Linked DNA regions of Mus musculus: region 2 is linked to region 1. Evidence: chromatin loops called from intact Hi-C (ENCODE). Cell type or tissue: gastrocnemius. All regions are shown on one strand. Each heading gives the region's core, and the rest is flanking DNA. Links, peaks and the distances in the headings are about the cores only.

Region 1 (2,922 bases), core at 125-2,624:
TGTCTTGCGTCACTGTCCCCTTTCAGCCTGGCCTATGCCTGTTCACATCCGTCATCAAGCACAGCATCTGTATTCCCTCACCCAGACAAGGCCTCAGATGACAGGGGACTCAGACAAAAGCTTGACTACATGCCCCACATCACATGCCAAAGCATGGAAAGACTAGAACACCCCCGAAACATGCCCTTTGTCCATCAGATCCCTGCAACACTCCTTTTGCGTTAAGAACTCACTAAAATCATCATGTTGGCATGTACTTTAAGGCAGCCTTCATTGCTAATGGTGGTGGCGTGGCATAAATAGTAGCTGTCTACCGTGGCTCACATATTTGAGCATCCCCAGTGGATCTGCTTGGGTTATGACACTTAAAGACAGGAGCCTTGCGAGGAGTCGTGTGTCCCTGATGGCAGGCTTTGAGAATTTATTGCTTCGCCCTACTTCCAACCTCACCCATCAACGGCCTTTTGTGGAAAGCTGCGAGCCTACTCTTCGCTCCTGCTTGATTCTGTCCAGCCTACGAGGACAGTAGAAGGAGTTGTGTTTGTGCCTAGAACTGTGGAAAGTTGACAAGCAACCACAAGATGGAGCTGGTGCACAGGAGAAGTCCAAGTTAATGAGGGCTGGAAGACGCTGCGTTTCAACATCCAGGGCAGAAAACTGACATCTCACTGAAAGATAAAGACAATATTTTAAGAAGATGTATGCTCCAAACTTTTCATAAAGTCAAAGTGTTGTTCATAACAGATTCCAAATTTACTCTTTAACGATCTTGCAGCTTCCTTCTGGGAAAAATAACGCAGAACTATGACACGAGAAGTATCTTCCCCAGAGACTCTGCCGGTACCGAAGTAGCTTCCTCGTCCTTTTTCTTTAGCTTTAAAATGCTCATTCTTCCATATTTTCAGTGGCAGTGCCATGATGTAAAAGAGAAATGCATTTATTTACTTAATTTACAGATGTCTATGCCCTCTGTGTTTCATGTTAAAAACAAGTGAACAGCATTTGGTACTTCCAATCAGGGTGCCTTTGCTATTGGGACTCTTACCTCTCAACCTAAACTAAACCACTCTCCAAGCCCTGTTGGACCCCAATGAGGCATACTGCAAGATCTTGGCAATGTGTGACTAATAGATAACCTAAGGTGTGCTGAGCACTTAGGAAATCCAGAAGAGGTCACTAGATCCCCAAGACCACAAAATAGGCTATGGCCAGGTGACCATGGATCCTGGGGTGTGGGGAGTGCACAGAGCAGGCTGTCTGCTCCTTCCACCACAGTGTGCAGCCTGCGTGTCGCTAACGCAAAACCCAGAGCATCCTGTTGAGAAATGGAAACCTAAAAATAGACCTGCAAAGAGTACAGTACTGTGCCCTTGGCTTGAAAAATCTGCCCAGCACTGTGACAAAAAAAAAAAAAAAAAAAAAAAAAAAAAAAAAAAAGCCTTTTCTATGACGACTGTGCTCACAAAAGCCATTTTTCATCTTCATATTGGCTCCAAGGAAAAGCATCCTCAGAAAGAGTGTGCCTTGGCTGTCCTTCAACTGTAAGATTATTGCATTTGGCTCTGGTTGTTCTGGACATTAGCTATCTGTGTAAAGTTTCTGAAATGCCTCAAACAAAAGGTTAAAGGTTACAGATTAGATTAATAGTGACATTCAAGCAAATCTGCTATTACAGTGTGTATCTGATATTTGATGATACTTGGCAAAAATTCAAGGACAAGGAGGGGGGAAGATGACTGCTTTCAGTATTTCCTACAGTTATATACATGCTTTAGAGTTTTCGGCAATAAACAATGACATTTCTAAGGCAATTTGGCTCAGAGAGCCCACCAAATATATGTGTTTAATTTTTAGCAGTTGAATCCTAATTTAATTGTCTATAATTGGATGAATTGTTAGTTATAATAGTATTTGTAATAGCAAAGAATGTCAAAGGAAATTCCTAGTATGTATTTTATATGTATTTCAAGGCTAGATCTTAACTGGTTTTTTTTAAATCTATTTTAAAGACTTTATAGACTTGTGTAACTTTTTAAGAACAGCTGCCTCAAGTTAAATAACAAATACTTCTCAAAGACTCTTTCAGGTTCAATGTTCCTTCCATGGACTGCAAAGTCTGGGGAAATGGACTTGGTTAAGAAGCCCAGAATCCCTGAAAGGATGCTTGAAATGGTATTTAATACCTGTGAAGAGAGGAACAACCATTGGTTTAAAGTTCCACTGTAAAGATTGGTAAATAATGCTGATTACAGGTCTCATTCAAACGGTAAACAATGAACATGGGCTGAAGGGAGAATAGTGCTCTGAATTGCTCTTGATCTCAGAGTTGTGCCTATTGATCAGCCTAGCAATAACTGAGCTAATCGTAGGTAAGAAATCCAAATGCTTTAGAAAGTCCTTAGCCGTGTGAGCGCAGGATACCCGTTCTTTGTTCTTGTGCAGTATTTTAGTGAGGAAAGTCTTCAAACAACCATGTATTTAAAATAAATTCTAGGGTTAACCCAAGTCAGATAAGACTCCCTTTCAACTCTTCTCGGTACCTCATAAAGAACCACTTGTGTGTTCCTTCTAAATCAGCAAACGAGCTCTGAACATTTACTCTAGGCCTGGCACACAAGAGAAACAAGCAGCACTCAGCCTTCTGTGAGGTAATTACTGACCTCGAGTTGGCTTTTTTTCTAATAAGCTCAAAAGTAATGACTCCTTGTAAAATAGTAAATTTGCACTTTAGATTAAATTTTTTTCAGGAACTTCTGGCAAAGTTTCAAGTATAAAGTCATAAAGAAGAAATACACTAAAAACAATGCAAAGTCGCTCCAAAAATCACAAGGAAAACTTAAAGCCAATTCTGAATTGCGAACATTTTCACTTTCCATTAACTTGCGTTGAGACCCAATGTACCCCATCACACGGGGAGCTTCC
Region 2 (2,922 bases), core at 120-2,619, 610 kb after region 1:
ATTAAAATCTGCAAGGGAGAAAGGACAAGTAACATATAAAGGCAGACTTATTAGACACCTGACCTCTCAACAGAGTCTAAAAGCCAGAAAGGCCTGGGCAGAGATGTCTTGCAGATTCTTAGAGACTGCAGATGCCACCCCACACTACTATACCCTGCAAAACTTTGAATAACCATAGAGGGAGAAAACAATATATTCTATGACAAAACCAAATTTAAGCAACATATATCTACAAATCTAGCCCTACAGAAGATACTATAAAGAAAATCCTAACCCAAGGATTTTAATTATACCCAAGAAAACACAGGAAATAAATAATTCCACATGTATAAAATCAAGAAGAGAAGATAACACACACACACACACACACACACACACACACACACACACACAAACTACCATCACCAACATAAAAATAACAGGAATTAGCAATCATTTCTCATTAATATCTCTCAATATCTATGCACTTAATTCCCCAATAAAAAGACATGACTAACAGAATGGATAAGAAATCAGGTTTCAATATTTGACTGCATACCAGAAACACACCTGAAAATCAATGATAGACATTATCTTAAAGTAATGGGTTAGAAAAAGATTTTCCAATTAAGGGTAAGGAGGAAGGGAAAACTGTGATTGGAATGTAAAGCTGAAAAGCCCACCAGTCCAGACTTACTAAGGCTATAGACTTACGAAGGTTATATATTGTTATAAAAAAAATGGGTGACTACTCTCTTCTGTAAGGACACGATAATATGTTTTATTTAATAGTTAGATCATCTTGGTGCAAAAAGTATCTCATAGGTCTTCCTATATGTAGGGAAAATAGCACATTATACCCTATTCACTTGTTGTCCACTATTCTGCATGACAGTTTACCAAACATTCCCTACAGAAGTGAAGTCTAGTCAGCCAAAGTTGACAAAATTCTCTATCAATTTTTTTCTTTCTGCAACCCTGAAATACTTCTAACTCCACAAATAGTTAAAGCATTGGTTAGAAAGAAAAACAACCACAGACACATAAACTGAACTAAATGAATACCAGGGTACATGCACATGCTATGCTTGCTAAAGGTAATAGACACCTAGAAGTAGGAAAGACAATGCGTTTAGAATCTGTAAGTTTTGCTGTGATTCTGAAATGATGTCCTTGGCAAAACCCTCTTGGAATGATTGGGGATAGGACCTTTAAAACTGATGTGAGCATTTGTATATCTGTTTGCTACTGGTTATTGGATTAAATAAAGAGTCACTTCTTTCTCTTAAGGATCATAGAGTTTAATATGTTCTCATTTGTCCCTGAACTTTGGATTCAGTTTCTGTATACCCTCACAGATTCCCATCAATATTTTCTCATCTACAGGCTTACTGGTTATTTCTTGTGAGGACAGACCCTTCATTGTCTCCAGCAGCTCTTGTGTGCCTCCTGGGTTGGCACTGCCTCTGGCCTTCTGCTGCCCTCTAGTGGCTACTATTCTCACATATGCCAAGGTGATTGATGATGGATCCCTGTAGGAGCTGTGGTCAATACAAACATCTGTGCAAAGGCCAGGGATGGCATGTGCCATTACAGCTGATAGGAGCAAGAAAGAAACACCCATTCAACTAATTTAGGGCCAGAGACTCTGTGAGTGAACAGATCTAATTCTTTTTTCTGGACTGAAAGCTGGAAATGTCCTTGGTCCTGTCTGCAGTTCTGTCCTCACTGTGTCCAGACATGCCAGAGGGAGTTCTGGTACATGGTTGCTTATTTTTCCCCTTAATCAGCACCTGTGCCTAGAAGCTGAATGTAAGATATGTCTAAAGGCGAGAGAAGACACATTATGGGTGGACCGACTGGGTTGAACACCTCCCCTAGTTTCTACAATTAGTTCTGTAAAAACTCCATAGATTAGCATCTCAATGATCTTTACACTTCCCTTGGTTCAGCTCCAGCTACACAGGACCCCTGCCTTTTCTCTTTCTCTTATGTTCTCCATAAACATTCCCAAACTCACCCTCGGCAATCCATTAGTTTCATTCTTCAGACTCTCAAGATAAAATGTGGAGCTACTGACTCTGAAATTTTTCTGTGGCTGTGAGATTCTGGCTCCCTAACTCATAAGTTAAACCCTTCCTGAGGTGAGACAGTCTCCACTGAACTCAAAGCCCCACCCTCCATCACCCCATTTCATCAGTGGGCTTACCAACTATGTAGCATCCTACGTAGACTGAGCAAATAGTCAGTGTGCTAGAGAGAGAAGAGCTGGCGATGACAGGGTAGGGGGTCACAATCTCTGTTAGAGATGTTTTCCTGGATCAGGATTGAGCAGATGATGTCACAGGGACATGTATTTGGTGCCTCTGACATATAATCAAATGGAGTCATCTTTAGATGGAATGTAAAATTTTTTATGGGTAGATGGGTATTTTGCCTGTTTTTATGTGAACCATTTCTATGGCTGTTTCCAGCAGAAGAGGTAGTTGGGTCATCTGAAATTGCTATTACAGATGTTTTGAACAACTGTGTGAGAGGGAGCTAGGAATTGTGGCTCAGTTCCTCTGGAGGAACAGCCAGTGTTCTAATCATTGAGCTGTCTCTTCAGCCCTCTTAGGCACAATTTTGAAGGTGACATATTTACAAGCACCCCCTCCCCCAATTTCTATTCTTGATTACTATAAAAATGCCCTCAAATGTATTCTCTTGGTGGAAGAGATTTACTCACTTCTTTAAAGTTTACTCACTTTTAAAAATCAAATGCCTGTTGGCAGAGTTGTTGTGCAGTAGTGTCATCAGTTAGACCCAAGAGTCACATGTGATGAAAAGCTGAGAAAGAATTGTTCAATGTGGGAGGGGAAAAAATATCTAGTCATCTCTCCAAGTTCATCTTCAGGTGCTAACATGACCTTTGAGTTAAATGGGTGGCAAGACCCATGCCTA

What was found. Peaks named below come from ENCODE experiments on the same cell type or tissue, not always from the same donor. Only the 100,000 strongest peaks of a DNase experiment are listed, where the experiment ranks them.
Region 2: a loop joins it to region 1, with 8 times the contacts of the local background. A loop is called at or near these places in 15 of 42 quality-filtered maps.

Annotation. Positions count from the first base shown.
Region 1 is chr2:58,665,824-58,668,745 of GRCm38, reverse strand. It overlaps a transcript of Upp2 not described here. Among named protein-coding and RNA genes, the nearest start is that of Upp2, 88 kb to the left of the region's middle. In gastrocnemius, for the core only: no CTCF peak of the experiment used is centred there; DNase peaks (open chromatin) are centred at 581 and 1,237; H3K4me3 peaks cover 231 bases.
Region 2 is chr2:58,054,125-58,057,046 of GRCm38, reverse strand. No RefSeq gene overlaps it. Among named protein-coding and RNA genes, the nearest start is that of Ermn, 2.7 kb to the right of the region's middle. In gastrocnemius, for the core only: a CTCF peak has its summit at 1,470 (motif pointing left); a DNase peak (open chromatin) is centred at 1,461.